Linked DNA regions of Mus musculus: all the other regions are linked to region 3. Evidence: chromatin loops called from intact Hi-C (ENCODE). Cell type or tissue: left cerebral cortex. All regions are shown on one strand. Each heading gives the region's core, and the rest is flanking DNA. Links, peaks and the distances in the headings are about the cores only. Region 1 holds the start of B230216N24Rik (RIKEN cDNA B230216N24 gene). Region 2 overlaps Gm29461 (predicted gene 29461). Region 3 has its middle 71 kb from the start of Slco6d1.

Region 1 (5,407 bases), core at 751-4,750, 300 kb after region 3:
AACAGTTTGAGATGTGATTTTATAAAGGTCAGGCTAGCTTCAATGACCTTGAACTACTGAGCCTCCTGATTTACCTCCTGATTTCTGGGATTACAAAGATGAGCTGGCACACACAGTTATGAGCACGAGGGATTGAATTCAGAGGCCCTCATGAATATTACACAAGCATTCTACCTATCAGCTATATCCTCAATCCAACAGATGTTGTTGTTGTGGGTTTTTTTTTTTTAAATCATGCCATATGTGTAGAGCAATATGTTTTTTATACTTAGTGTATATGGTGTGTACATGCACATGAGCACGTGTGCATGCTATAGCATGCATGTGAAAGCAAGGAAGCAAGATAACAGTTTTCAGGAGTTGGCTCTCTCCTTCCACCATACAGGTCTGGGATGCTCAGGTTGTCAGAGCTCAGTATCAAGCAACAGACTTGACCAGCCATCTCCTTGGCTCTCAGTAGTACTCCTGCTTACCTACCATCTTGCTGAACTTGGTCTGTTTTGCTTTTCAAACAGGATCTCAGAAAGCACAGATGAAAGAACGGAAGCTTGATTGGAAAGCTCTCTCTCGTTAACTGACTTAATGGCATGCTATGTTTTCCTGAGACTACATGTTACAATTCTGCTCTCATTTTTTCTCAAGCTCTACAGGAGTGAGAACCCCCCAACTTGTCAATTAGGTTCAAAAAAAACCTCTATATTTTTTTCAGATTGGAAATTGGTACTGTTCTATTCCATTTACTGTTTTTGAAGCCACTGGTCTGGTTAGACATTTGTAAACTGTTTACTTACAAAGGAAACATTAAGAGGCAGGCGTGGCATCATCTAAATTGAAATAGAGATAATAATAGTGCCTTTGAAAGAGCTAAGATCTAAGTATATAGTACAGAGTGACAACCTTCAGTTTATATTGTGCTGTGACTGTCTTAAGGAAGACCTGCCCACTTTCTTGCTTATCCTTACAATTGCAGTAGTTACAATAAAAATTAGATCCCGGTATTGTTGAAAAACATGTCAATCAAATATGCACGGGAGAGAAAACAATAGTTTTCATACTACAGATGATAAATTATATACTTATTAAAGTGTTGCAACCGATCAGATAAGCAGAGGATATCATTATAGCCTCAGTTTGACGCTGGCACATGGTTATTTTCAGCAATTACTCTAAACCTGGTGTTGTTAAAAGGGCTTGTGTTCTCTTCAGCATGGGTGGCAGAGGCAAGGAAGAACAAAGAGTTCAAAGGAAAGCTTTATGTTCTGTGTGGCTTTCCAGGGAAGGGCATCATTACAATAGAATTTATTCTGCCTTTGACACAGACGACTTCACCAAGAAAACTGTAGCATCAAGTCCTGCTTTCCTGGCTGATTTTATCAGGGTGTAATAACTAGCCATTTCCCTGGAGGTGTTTTCTGCATAAGTGACCTGTTGGCAAGGATTTAGTGGAGCTCAGAGATTAATGGACCCACAGCTGCCACCTTCCAGAGAAATAAATAGAAAGAATCAGTTGTCATTGTTATCAGCATGCAGACATCCTAAGGCACAGATGTGGGCTTTCTTTTCAAAGTGAATCAAGCATTCACTCTCAAGGAAAAGGATATTTGTAATGCAATAATATTAATGCTTGTTAAGTGAGAGAATTATATATGAAGCTAGACTTCTGTTACCTCGGAGCATTGGGTATTGACCTATGCCTTCCTTAGAGCTCTGTGTGTGAAAAGGATGTTGCCAATGGAACGGTGTAATGACATTTGCCATTAAGAAGTCATGCTGAAATTAGTAATTCCAGAATTCACTGAGTTCTTCTGCTCTGCGTCACAGTTGCTGCCTCTGTGACAACCTTCCTTTCCTACTTAGCAAATCCAAGCCTGGTCGCTTGAGCCCCAGGAAGTTGTTAAAGCAATTAAAGGCGGCTGTCTCCCAGCACATTGCTCCGTTACCATAGTAGCCTCTGCCTCCAAGTCTCTCCTGATGATGTCAGTATGCATACACGGGTTGCTCAGAGCATCTACGTGGGGATGATTCATCCCACAATAAAGCCCCTCTCCTGTTGCTCTCCTGCCAGTGTGATTAGCAATGGAGGGTAAGTGCTTTGTTTAATATACTATTATAAGAATTACCAAATGTCTCTATTATTTTGCTTTAGGTTTCTTGTGTTCTAAAATATACTTCTAACTGAAACATAATATATAGGAACAAGCTATAAATCTGTTGTCGGGGATTGGCTAAAATTTTCCTATATATTATGTGTATGTGTGCATATGTGTGTTCACATGTAGGGGTGGGCTTATAAAAATCACTGTGAATGCACAATGTAATACCTCTTACCCCCTGATAAGCGAAACCAGCATGCACACTATAGCTTTCCTTTTAAACTGTTTGCATTCCATAAAAAAAAAAAAAACTTAACATATTTTTTACAGGTGTCATAGGGCAGCTAAGGCTCTTAGAAAGTATGTGAATTATACATTTTTTTACTGATATTTTATCCATCTTAAGTGATAATAACAGGATATGGGAAGGTATTGTCGGAAGTTCAGTGTCTACTGACAGTCATAATTGCATACTTCAATCCTACTTCCATATGTTTCTAATATTGCAGAGGAGTGAACTTGGTGCTTGATGAAATACTTACGTATGCCTCCCTTCCTGAGGCTGAGCATTTGTCTTCACATCTCTGCAAAGAGGACTGTGCAGTCTCTTATGGTGTCAGGGGGAGAGCTATGAGTGAAGAGTCCCTTCTGGAAGTTAGTTTTCTGTTTCAGCTTTTCTCCCCCAAACTGTCTCATCAAGAAATCCATAGACCTCTCTTCTCCATCACCACACCACGCATTCTGCCTGTGGTTCCTTCCCTGGATCCCCAGTAAACAATTTCAGTACATCTGGTAGTGAGCTTTAAGGAGAGTAGAAAAGGGTGATTTCTAACTGTTAGTAAATAGCTTCGCGAGAGGACAGGGGCTTGAGAATGGCTCGTACAGAGACTACCCATCCTTCAGGAAGCTGAACCTTTGTTCTGTATAGAAGTCAGGCGCATGGCTTAGTTGACAGGGACAAGAAGTGGTTTAGACTGTTTATTTCTAGAGTCTTGTATTTTTAGAATACCGTGGAATATGGTCTATATAATTTGTTTCTGGGAAATTATGTTAATGGAACATTAATGCTAGATGTAGGTTTCTATAAAGAGTAAGTAAGAAATAATGGTTGTAAGAGTATAAAGCCATACTAAAAGTTACATTCAGCTCCTTGGAACTGAAGGATGTGTCATATGTATCATAAGTGTTTATTCTTTGAATTTTCCCAGTCTTGAAACTATATTAAAACAGTGTTAAATTATACTTGCCCTTGTGTTTAATAAGTTATTCATTAATTGCTATTAGAAACTGATTCTCATAAGTAGAAGCAAATTCATCTACATTACAGTAGAGTAAATGTTGAAGAAATTGACTCAACCTAAACTGATACCATACTTGTAAAATCTCTTATTGAAATACACTCATAATGCTTGTGTTAGAAATAAAACTAATACGCTTCATGCTAAATTTTATCTTATTTTTTTCTGCTCATGTTTGCAGCAATACAACCTAATTCATTAGCTAACTGAATTCACAGTTTAAAATATATATTCAGTTTCAACTTTAAAAGTTGAAAATAGTCATTTTCCAACTTGACCGTGCTAGCCATACTCTGGGGAAAATACACTTCAGGAGTCCAGCCTTCTTCCTGTTTGAGTTAGAAGCAGTCCCAGGCTATTCAGGAAGAGTGATCTTTAAAATTGCCTTAGGAGAGGGTCTCTTTTATTTTCGTGTCATAATGAAAGTTTTAAGTTTAACAGTTACATTTGTTCTTGCTGAAGCGTGGAGATGCCAAGTCTAAAGACTTGACAGCTTGAGGTAAATGAGATATGCATGAGACATGGCAGAAAGATGATTATGTCGGCTCTCACAAGACAGATAACTGGAAGAAAATCCAAAAAAAAAAAAAATTCCAGGACATTGTATGGAGAAAATAGATGTGTAAATAAACATCTAGAGAAGACTGAAAGCTCATGTTGGGAGGAGTCAGAAAAGCACCTTCTAAGACATCATGTCCCCAACGTCTAACCTAGGTTCTAGGTTTTATATGGCACCATCTGTTCTCAGGAACATATGATCCCCAGGTTAGAACAGGACCATATTTCTCTGGTCAGTGTCTAGCCCTCCCCCTAAAAGAAGTGATCTATGTAGCATGACTGAGGTGGTCATCTAGTCTCCCGTCATTTGCTCTACCCAGTTACTACAGGACTTACAGCTTACAGGGCACTCATGTCTCACCTTAGAGTTCTGTTGGTTACAAGTCAACACAATTGAGGAAATTTTTTTCCAGGAGGCTCTGAGGAAGAATCAAGTTCCATGCCCTCACAGCTTCCAAGGCTTTGCCGGGTCATAGCCTCCCTTCCCCATTGTCAAAGCAAGCAAGAGAGGACAGATCTTTGCACTGCTATCTTTCTGCTTCTCCATAGCCAAGAAAAAAAAAAAGCTTTCTGTTTTGAAAGATGTGTGATATCCCCTAACTTGGGTCCACTTGTATAACCCAGGACAGCCTAACCATGTTGACGCCTTTAACCTCAGCCACTTGCATGGTCATTATATAGCCAACATAGCATATTCAGAGACTCCAAAGTTTAGGGCATCAGCATCTTTGTGAGCCATTATTCGGCCTACTTCAGAAGCATAACATTAAGCTCACAAATCTGATATTTTTTATATAAAGCTGTGCCAATAGAGAACACGAAATTCTGACCTAATTCACTGAATGCCGACCTCCTGAAGGATAATAAAATTCCTCAAGATAAATAGTCAGGGGAAACTGAATTAGAAAGAAATGTTTCACCAACTCCAGTGTTCAAAACCCTATGTCACATAGGTGAGGTCTATAAAGTGACACTCTTCTCACTTTCATATTTTTATTGAGAGGCTAACATCAGATCGAGTTAATTAAACAAGGATGATTAGAGACTACAAAATTCTATTACTTAAGTCATATGTGGATGAGCCTGGGTGTATTTTTAGAATCTGAAGGGTAATGGCTGGGCCACTGGAGACCCAAATATGAGAACTAATAATCCTAAGATTTGAATAACGCTGCCGTTCGTTGATCTGTCAGGAAGCCATATGAATTATAAGCTCAAGCTGATGGTACTGGAAGGTTTGCCCTATGGCTTCCTTGGAAAGCCACACTATGTTCTAATGATCAATATCTCCAGGCACAGCAGCAAAACACACACACACACACACACACACACACACACACACACGTATAAAACAGTTATTGTAAATCAGACCTGAATCTTAATATAGGGTTCCATACATATTAACCATAAAATAATTTATATGTCATAGTTTTTTTTTAAACTATGTTGCTAAGAAAC
Region 2 (5,407 bases), core at 715-4,714, 160 kb after region 3:
GGCTGGACTCATCATTTGGTATCAGAGTTAATATATAGGTGCCACTCAGACTTTCCCACCTGCCAACAGACCTGTGGGAGGGAAGCTTTTATGTCCAGTGCTTACACCACATTGTTGCACTCACTTTTCTGCTTGTCTGCTTGTCCCAAAGACACCATAGCTTCCTCTAGGCAAAAGCAACACTACAGTGATTATTATAGAAAGGACAAACTATTCAGACCTAAAATAACGTAGTGAATGAATCACAACAGATTGATGGCATAACTCACATCCAAAAGCCAAGAGCCAGAATTACACGGTTTATTTTAAGACGGCAGAAGAGTAAAAAGCAGATTGAAAAGCATACGACATCTCTGCAGCTCGAGCTCTGCAAACAACGATGGCATTTGCAGAGTTCTGCGAGCCTTCTCAAATGTGGTTGCAGTTTTAATGTGTGTTGACATCTTTCTCTGTGTGCAGAATTAGCTGGGAGAACAACATTTTGTGCTTTTTCCTGCTTGCGACAGCATGAGCACATGGAAAGAGCCAGTAACTGAGCAGCCATTCCCCATGGAAGGACACTAAGACAGTTTTGCTTCAGTTTTTACACAGTAGTATTATGAATACATGGGATTGCCTGGGTCACGGATCATTCCAATGACACAGGGAAAAAAAGAAAGCACATTAGGTATTCCTCTTACATCATTCTCTGAAGCAGGGGCAAATGAAACAGATAAATGTAATCATTGGAAAATAATTTTACTGTTATCAAATTAGAGGCATGGTAAATAACTGAGATCAGAACTTCACAGAGGCTCTCAAGGAACTGGAGTTTCACACTATAATTTAGAAAACAATAGAGTGAAAAATTAAAGAGCACTAACATGAAATAAATTTAGGAAGACTGAAAAAGAAACAACATACAAGAACTGTACTGATTAGGAAATGGGCAATTTAAGTTCTTGAGAAGAGTAAATCTCCAGCAAGAATTAATTTGCTTCCTGCTGAGTCCTGCTGGTTTTTCTTCTCTCCTCAATCACTGTTTATTTCATAAAATCAGCATTCACCTATCTCTTTTGATTATTTAATTTTGGGGGGATTTTCTTCTCACAAAGCTGTTAGCACAGCTAAACTCAACTCCGCATGCAATGTGTAAACACATGATAATGGCCTGCAGAAGTGTTGGATTGTTTATTCCACTCTGCAGACCTCATTGTTTAGATGCTGTTTCCCCTCCAGAGAAATCTCTCAGTAGGATTCCTAAAGCGGCTTCTCACTGCCTGCATCTTTCACTGACATTTACCAAATGCCCAGGCTCTCATAGAAAAAAAAAAAAAATCACGAAAGCAATATTCAAACTGTGACAGATTCTTATTTCTAAACAAGAGATGGGTCATGAGCTGTAGCTGACAAAAACGGTGAAAAAAAAAATGTTTTTAAATGAGAATTTCCTCAAACTTCACTATCTCCATCTCTGTGGCTGTCTAAAATTCTGCATTCTCAGGTGGGGACCAGAGGGTTGGTAAAAGCATTCTCTGGTTGAGAGTTACTATTCATTAAAAAAGAAACAATGGGCGCCATCCCAATGGAATTCTCCTGGCAGAATATTCAAATAAAGCATGCTTCAAGTATGGCACAAACCTTTAGAAATAAACAGCTCCGCATCCTCTTAGATGAGTCATGCGGGTTTTCACTTTGTCACAAGGACAAGCATGATGCAGACGGCCTTTCCTTCTCTCTTTATTCAGCTTCTTTACTGTTTTTGATTAGTTACCTCAGCTGAGACTCCTTGCTCGATGCAAAGGCTCCTGGTGGCTTGTCTGAGCCTGGATGTGTCAAGACAGAATATTCCTTCTAAGTCCAAGGCTGAGTTTTCCCACCCTGGCATTTGTCCCCGGAGTTCTAGATGTTGATGGGCAGTTATTTAAAAAGATGATTGTTTTTCTGTGTGATTTAAAATAAAGTTTAGCTTTATTGTGCCCTTTGTAATGGTATTTGTCATCTTATATTTAATAGCAGGCTGTCAGGCTGCTTTATTTTAAACCAAGACAAAAGACTACCATAGGAAAAATACAATCACCAAATCAAATATTCATGCAGATCCTCAGATTGAACTTAATTTATGAGATAACCTCTAAGATTATTAGTGTATTGTGGCCATACTTATGTTTTTCACTCTCATGCTTTGTCACTGTAGAGACATGAAAATGCTATTCATTGTTGCTAGGAGATGGGTGGCTATGGCAACAGCATGGGGCAGAGCCAGATGGAGCGCCTCAAGCTAGTCAGGGTTAGCCTCATTTTTTGATCTCCAAATGACTCCTCTGCAGTCCTGTGAATGAAGAATCAGCCTCTTCAGCTTGTTTCAAAAGATAGGCCACATGGCTTCTCCTCGCGTGTCAGCTGTCCCCATTAACAAGTGTCTTTTGCGTGTTTAACGATGTACTGTGAGGTTGTTGGAAAGGGAAAAGACACTGGATAACAAGGGGATTATCACTGTTTAACTGTGTTCTCATACTGTTATTAATCTAGCACAGATCTGGTGCCATATGTGGCTTGTCATCATTCCATTTAACTCCTGGTGACTCTCGTGGAAGTGCCATTCCAAGAGCAGAGGGGACATATGTTCCTAATTTTGGTTTGCTCATTCCTCAAAGATTTATGGCTATTCTAAAGTCATGAATCATCATCTTTAAGGCACCCTTACATTTCATCAGAATAGACTATCTTCTCTGGATCTTCTTTATGCTGAGTTTTGTGGATTCTGCCTTTAAGCCTAGTACTTGAAAAGTTGTAGCAGAAGGATAACCCCAAGTTCAAGGCCAGCCTATGCAACAAAGTGAAACCTTTCTCTAGTCCTCCCTTCTCAAAAATATCTCATCACACGGCTATACACAGTATGACAAGTTTTTTTTCAAAACCTTGGGGTGTAGTGAACACACACATGTTCCTCTTATAAACAAATAAAAATGTTAACATGTTAAAGTCATTAGTGTTTGAGTAGGTCAGTGTTCTCCAGAGCAGCAGAACCTATAGCTGAATAGTAAAAAGAATGCCTTAAATCAGCTTAGAAGCAGAGAAGCCCACAGTGACTCAGTACTGAAGGCTGGTACACCTGCAATTGGAGTGAATCCCACACTCATGGTCTCACACCAGAAGCCCACAACCCAGCACTCAGTCCCAGAGGCTGGTGCCACAGCAATCCTAACCTGGAGCTGCAAACCTTAAACGTTCCCGGAGAATGGCTAGTCCTTGGTCAGTGATGAAGCCTGGAAATGCTGGTTCTGCGATCCCTGGAGACATCAGCCATGGCTGCAATGGGAAACCCACTTGGTGTCTGAAGGTATGGACAAAGGAGAACAATGTTCCCAGTGCCAGGCTCTCTGTTTATCTAGGCGGCTCCCAGAAGGAACCATTCACACTGGAGTAGGTTTTTTCTCACCCACTGAGAAAATCAGGGCAATCCTTCAGGTGAAACTCCCTACTCACATGATTGTAATTCCTGACAAATTAACATTAAGACCAACCATCACCGGGGTTCATAGGGATGAATCTGGTTTTCTAAAAATATCCATTACTCATACTTTTTTAGTATATCATTGTCTCCCAAAACACTATATCCCCACACTCCTTACCATAGCAGATACCATTGAACCTGAATGTGCCAACTTGTAGTTCACTAGCCAATCAAACTGAATATGCTCTGCAAGACTTTCCTCTGGTAAGATCAGAGAGATTTCTAATTTCTTGTCCCTTTCAACTCTTCTACACCATTCCCTCACACAAAATATCGCTTCTAATTTATCTCTTTTTTGTTTCCTATATGCTTACTGGTTCAAATATTTATCAGGTACTTCCTATGTACCTGGTCCTCATGCCAGTTTCCATTAGCTAAAGAAGAGCATAATGAGAGTGAAAGACCATCTAACAGGGATAATATATCCATAAAAATTAACAATGAATGTCATTTCTTAGGTGTTTCCTATATGCAGGACATGTGTGAACACTATATTTAATGTTCATAATGTCATCATTATCATTTACAGCTAAGACTTGCTCAGACTCAAGACTAAGTGACTTGCCCAGTCAGGGAGGCAGAAAGCAATGAAACATACTACAGCGTAGCTCCATCTCCCTTCAAAAATGATAATTCCTTTATTGATTTGACATAATGGGATATTCTCAGTAATAAAATGTGTGTTATTCCAGGCTGGATGCCAGATAAGGAAGTGATGAATCCGTAAGAGCGGGCCAATGAGGTCATAGGCACTAGAACAGCTAAGCTGGTAAATAAGGATGTGACGAGTGACATGGAAGGAAGGGGACATTTTAGAAATAGGCATAACCTAGAACATCATTATTTTAAGCTTCCTTTAATTACTTTCAGTCCTTTCAGCCTCCCCATATATGAACCTATAGAGTGTGCCATAGACATCCCATTCTCCTGGTGGAACTGACTTTGAAGCAAGCACTATCTTGGACTCTGCACTACACAAATGTTGGATCAGTTTCCTTGACCATAAAAATATTTGAGAATAAAAATCAAACCTTTCAGCTATGTGTTTACTTTTTTTGTTTGGTTGGTTTTAGTTAGTTTGTTTGTTTTGGAAGACAGGATTTCTCTGTCTTCCTTTGGCTGTCCTGGAACTCTTTCCATAGACCAGGCTGGCCTTAAACTCACAGAGCCTGCCTGCCTCTGCCTCCTAATTCCTGCAATTAAAGCCATGTAGCATCACTAACCAGTTTAGTTTTCATTTTTTCAAGCACCAAGAGTTGTTTTCAGAACACAGCAGATGATATGCACAACCATATATTGGTCAAGTAACTTTTCAGAACGCTAACACGGCTTTATAGATTAGAAATTCTTTCATTCACTTGGCTCCTTGGATCTTCACGTTGATTATATCTAATAATAATCTAGTAAAGTTTGCCAGCTTACTGTTGTTAATTCTCACTTTATACTAGTCTGTTTTCTAAAAAAAAAGAAAACTGTAATAGGTATAATATTTAATTGGAAAATAATAAAAGCTCACTTTCTGTTATGCAAATGTTGAATAATGAAATCCATCTCCAGCTTAGTAGATATATGAAAACCCACATGTATACTAATACTACAAAGCTTGTATTGTAACTTTCTGTCTTTATGCAGTTTCATCACACAAGAACTGCAAGATAATTTACTATTGAACCATTTGCTAGTTCAACTAATAGCAAAACTTATAAATAAATAAAAAGGTAAAATTGTAATTAACTTCTATGGTGGCTACTGTTGTCCATGGGACATTCCTAGAAAAAACAAATTAGCAAGACTGTACATAGCAAGTGGGTACCTCCCTGACACCTGCTGCTTTCCTCAGTTGCAAGCCCTTGAGAAAGTTACTAACGGGATTCTGAAGGCATAAATGGTCCTGGACCTTAATCAAAGGCT
Region 3 (5,407 bases), core at 899-4,898:
TGGAGTCTCTGAGAGACATACCATTTAGGTTTCTAAAGTGTGTTTGTGGGAGGAATGAAGGATGAGCAATCGATTACAGAGTTAAGTGCAAAGATCTGAGAGGTGATAAAGGCCAGACTAAACATTAGCCACTGTTATTTGGACTGCTTTCATCCCCACACATTTAAGGTGAAGATTGTCCTAGAACATGAGGCTGAAGACTGGTAAAAATGTAGGAAGAAAAGAAAACAAAACATGCAGGAAGAAGAAGCTAAAAGCCAGAGACAGTTTTGAGAAATGAGGTTGTTTTGTTTTGTTTTGTTTTGTTTTGTTTTGTTTTTGAACAGTCTATGGAGCTGTTTTGTTTACTTTTGTAATGATTTAAACACTGTAGGCAGTTAGGTTTCTGTGTCCTTTTAGTTCATCATAGAAGCAATATTTCAGTGCTTCCCATAACCTATATTCAGCTTGAGTCCTAGCACATAATGCAAATGGAAACTATTTTCCAAGTAGAGACTGGAAGAATAAAGCTTTAACGCCATAGAATAGGGATTGCTTTTGAAAACATATCAGAATGCAGACAGAATTGTTATGAGAAACACCTGGAACACAGGGGCTTGAGTGACAGCCTTGTGTTTCTGTGACATGACAATCTGGAGTAGTGTGGGCTGCCAGCTTGGTCTCCACATCTCTGCATGGCCCATGTGTCAGAGCTGCCAAGCCATCATTAGTTTACATCTCTAAATTGAAGGGCATTGGACAGTTGTCACCCGGTCCCAGATAGTAGAAACAAGAGTGAAAAAAGAAACAAAAAAAAACCCCAGCAAATACTTTTCTGACAAACAAACAAGCAAACAAACAAAAAACAAAAAAATTATCACATATCTTGTTCAGTTACATTGCATTTATTAGAACTTCATCTTTTGGCTGTCCCTAATGAGTGACTAGGGAGAGGTAAGAGTAGGTTGAAGCCCTTGGTAACTAAAGGAGGTTGTATATTAGAACTTGATAATCAATATCATCTGTCTGTCATTGATGCTTTTAACAATAATTTCTTTTTTGTTGCCTTGAAATATTTATTTATTTATTTATTTATTTATTTGCATTTCAGATGTTAGCCACTTTCCTGGTTTTCCCTCCACAACCCCCCTATCTCATCCCCCCCCTCCACCTGCTTCTATGAGGGTGCTCCCCACCCACCCACTCACCTCCAACTCACCACCCTAGCATTCTCCTACACTGGGCATCGAGCCTCCATGGGAGCAACCAATAATTAGAGGGGGTCAACTATTACTCACTAAAGGCTGCATAATGTGTTGGTCTGTGGGATGTCACATAGTATTCATAGTCTTGTGTGATGAGTACTATGTCTCTCTCTCTTTCTCTCTCTCTCTCTCTCTCTCTCTCTCTCTCTGTGTGTGTGTGCGTGTGTGTGTGAGTGTGTGTGTGAGTGAGTGAGTACATGTGAGAGAGAATTTGTGTGAATGTGGGTGTGGGGGATATGTGGGTGTGAGTGTGTGAGGATGTTGCTGTCTTTTGATATGCAAATGTGCATTCGTGCAGAGAAATTACTGAGAATGTGAGTAAAGATGATCCAGGAATAGACCTGTAAAGAAATTCTTAATTATGAAACTATTAAAATATTTTAGCTAGGAGGTATTGCAGCTGATTAGCTCTTTAGGAATTCCATTTTGGTTAAAACCTCTTCTTACGAGGGCTATAAGGAAAAAAAGAATTCTTCATTTTGATGTAATTCAAAATTTATTAAACATTGTCTTTTAGCCAGATGTATATTGTTTCCCTTGAGAATGATAAAAATCACTAAAATAAAAAAATAACAGGGACTAGGTCTGTTGCCTGGAAACACTTCACATTTGATAACCTCTCTTAAAATGTACCTTAGTCTTTATAAAATAGAAAAGCTAGATAGGAGGGGAAGGATATACAGAGAAGTAATACAGGTTTCTGCTGATACTGGTTTCTAGTTTCAGCCCTGTTAAATTCAAAGTCTCCTGCATAGAAAATGCAAGGAAAAGAAGCACAAAGTCTAGGTTTCTGCCCTTCAAACACAAATGAATTCCATAGGTCAGGAAAGTTTACACTGAATCAACCAAAGCATAGCTAATAAGGAAGTAGATTTGTTTTTCATCCACAGGACGAGTCCTCGATTCCACAGGTGGGTCTGATTTCTTTTTTGTGACTATAGTATAAATAATAGCCTCAAATACCAGGAAATTGCTTTGCATAACTGCCTAAGACAAAACTGGATCCCTGGTTTTGCATATTTTCTCAACCATTCTCAATGCAAACATAATTTGGATTGAAAATTTTGTTACTAAATAATTGAATCTAGAGAGACCCATTCCAAAATGTTCATTGGTGTCTTAAATATGTACTTTTTTTTCTTTTGCTTAGTGATTATATCAGCCAGTTTATTTGAAATCATGACGCCATTGAAGATACTAACAATGGAAGAAGGAAATAAAATTCTAGAAATACCTTCTAGGTATTAATGCGATGATTTTGTACCACCAGATGGCGGTATTTAGTTTTGAAACCATATTCGCCATACCACAGCCAAGTATTTAAAGCAGTTCAATATGAATGAATAACCTTGTCTTAGACAAAAGAACCATCACCAGAAGAGTCTAATGTCTTTTCTTTGTTCTAGTATCATCCATCTGTGCAAGCTGTCCCTTCCTTTGAAATACACGAAAAATTAACTATGTACAAAACCCACACTGGAGCTACAAGACAGAATGGGACTACAAGTGCCTGTATTTGGCAACAGATGGTTTGAAACTGAATACAATAATCAATAATGATGATGCCTTGACTACATGAGCAGCTGTCCTCCCCACAGCTCAAGAGCCTCTCATCATCCCTCTCCTGCCCCAACAGACAGTTATATCACCTAGAGAATGTTCCTTTGTCTCTTTCCTTTCTTTTCCTTTACTTTTGATTTTGCTTCTCATCTCCAGATAATAATCAACCTTCCTGACACAAGAGAGCAACACTTTTGCTTGTTCTCACACCTATACAAATACTCTGCAAACTGTTTTAAGCCTCTCATACCATAAGCACATAAACTTGATGATGGAATAGGTAGACTGAAGATCATTGAAATACCTGTTCAAGAAATTTTGTCTCAAGAATACTTATCTGTGTATGGCCTTAGAACAGGATGAGCTCTTTATATAAGCTTTGACTTAGAAGGAAAGGTGTTTGATTATTAAAGAATACTTGAATTTTTCTCTCAACTGATTACTAATTTCTTACTCAAGCCTTAAATCTTCTGATTAGTTATTTGTTTCTTTAGGAAATAATAGACTTTGTAAGTACAGTTTACAAATGTTAATCTAAAGAAATGTTTAATTTTCAAGTCTGTCTATTTCTGACATTTCATTAATTTGGGAGGAGGGGAGAGTGTCTTATTGCACATGTCATAGTGTATGTATGGAAGTCAGATGGCAACTTGTAGGAATTGGTTTGTCCTACATATCCTCCACATAAGCTCTCCAGGTGGAGGTCAGCTCTAATGGCAATCACATTTACCCACTGGGACATTATTTATTAATTAACTGCCATGGAATAGAAATGTATCTGCTTAGTAAATGACAATTTCTTCTTTGTTTATTAGATATTTTCTTTATTTACATTTCAAATGTTATCCCATTTTCTAGTCTCCCCTCCAAAAATCCCCCTATCCTCCTCTCTTCCCCCTGCTCCCTGCACCCACTCCTGCTTCCTGGCCCAAACATTTCCCTATACAGGGGCATAGAACATTCATAGGACCAAGGGCCTCTCCTCCCATCGATGACCAACTAGGCCATCCTCAGCTACATATGCAGCTAGAGCCATGAGTATCTCTGTGTGTTTTCTTTGATTGGTGGTTTAGTCCCAGGGAGCTCTGGGGTTACTGGTTAGGTATTATTGTTGTTCCTCATACACGGCTGCAAACCCTTTCACCTCATTGGGTACTTTCTCTAGCTCCTTTATTGGGGACTTTGTGCTTCCTTTAATGGGTGAGTATGAGCATCCATTTCTGTATTAGTCAGACACTGGCAGAGCCTCTCGGGAGACATCTATATAAGTCTCCTGCCAGCAAGCTCTTGTTGGCATCTGCAATAGTGTCAGGGTTTGGTGGTTGTTTATGGTATGGATTCCTAGGTGAGGCAGTATTTGGATGGTCATGCATTCAGTCTCTGCTCCCAAATTTTTCTCTGTAACTCTTTCAATGGGTATTTTGTTCCACCTTCTAAAAAGGATCAAAGTTTCCACACTTTGGTCTTCCTTCTTCTTGAGTTTCATATATTTTGCAAATTGTATCTTGGGTATTCTGACCTTCTGAGCTAATATCCACTTATCAGTTAGTGCATAATATGTGTGTTCTTTTTAATTGGGTTACCTCACTTAGAATAATATCCTCCAGATACATCCATTTGTCTAAGAATCTCATAAATTCATTGTTTTTAATAGCTGAGTCGTACTCCATTATGTAAATGCACCACATTTTTTGTATCCATTCCTCTGCTGAGGGATATCTGGGTTCTTTTCAGCTTCTTGCTAAATAAGGCTGCTATGAACATAGTGGAGCATGTGTCCTTATTACAATTTGGAGCATCTTCTGTGTTTATGAACAGGAGAGGTATTGCTGGATATTCTAGTAGAACTATGTCCAATTTTCTGTGGAACTGCCAAACTGATTTCCAGAGTGGTTGTACCAACTTGCAACCCCAACAGCAATGTAGAAGTGTTCTTCCTTTTCCACATCATTGTTAGCATCTGATGTCACATTAGTTTTTGATCTTAGCTATTCTAACTGATGTGAGCTGTAATCTCAGGGTTGTTTTAATTTGCATTTCCCTGATGATTAAGGATGTTGAGAATTTTTTTAGGTGCTTCTTGGCCATTCAGTAATCCTCAGTGGAGAATTCTTTGTTTAGCTCTGTACCCCATTTTCAATAGGGTTATTCAGTATTCTGGAGTCAAATTTCTTGAGTTCTTTATATATATATTGGATATAAGGCCCCTAGGTTTAGGAGTTCTCTAGTGGAATTTTTGGGTTCACTTACATATACTATCCTATAATCTGCAAATAGTGATATTTTGACTTCTTCCTTTCCAAATTGTATCCCTTTGATCTTCTTTTGTTGTCTAATTGCTCTGACTAGGACTTCAAGTACTATATTGAATAGGTAGGGAGAAAGTGGGCAGCCTTGTCTAGTCCCTGATTTTAGTGGGATTGCTTCCACAGTCTCTCCATTTAGTTTGATGTTGGCTACTTATTTGCTGTATATTGCTTTTATTATGTTTAGGTATGGACCTTGAATTCCTGATCTTTCCATGACTTTTATCATTAAGGGGTGATTTTGTCAAATGCTTTCTCAGCATCTAACAAGATGATCATGTGATTTTTGTCTTTGAG

What was found. Peaks named below come from ENCODE experiments on the same cell type or tissue, not always from the same donor. Only the 100,000 strongest peaks of a DNase experiment are listed, where the experiment ranks them.
Region 1: it touches region 3 in a loop (4-fold over the local background); 3 of 42 quality-filtered maps call a loop at or near these places.
Region 2: it touches region 3 in a loop (2.7-fold over the local background); 7 of 42 quality-filtered maps call a loop at or near these places.

The regions. Positions count from the first base shown.
Region 1 is chr1:98,044,378-98,049,784 of GRCm38, reverse strand. The region is part of intron 1 of Pam (peptidylglycine alpha-amidating monooxygenase); the gene reads left to right. B230216N24Rik (RIKEN cDNA B230216N24 gene) reads left to right here and starts at 1,992. Exons shown (of 3, transcript NR_037993.1): 1 at 1,992-2,083. In left cerebral cortex, for the core only: no CTCF peak of the experiment used is centred there; DNase peaks (open chromatin) are centred at 1,529, 1,933 and 2,806; H3K4me3 peaks cover 2,054 bases; H3K27ac peaks cover 2,069 bases.
Region 2 is chr1:98,187,223-98,192,629 of GRCm38, reverse strand. It overlaps Gm29461 (predicted gene 29461), which reads right to left. Exons shown (of 4, transcript NR_151613.1): 4 at 1,932-5,407. Among named protein-coding and RNA genes, the nearest start is that of Gm29461, 16 kb to the right of the region's middle. In left cerebral cortex, for the core only: no CTCF peak of the experiment used is centred there; DNase peaks (open chromatin) are centred at 1,200, 1,674 and 2,251; H3K27ac peaks cover 2,195 bases.
Region 3 is chr1:98,347,585-98,352,991 of GRCm38, reverse strand. No RefSeq gene overlaps it. Among named protein-coding and RNA genes, the nearest start is that of Slco6d1, 71 kb to the left of the region's middle. In left cerebral cortex, for the core only: a CTCF peak has its summit at 2,503 (motif pointing right); DNase peaks (open chromatin) are centred at 1,441 and 2,555.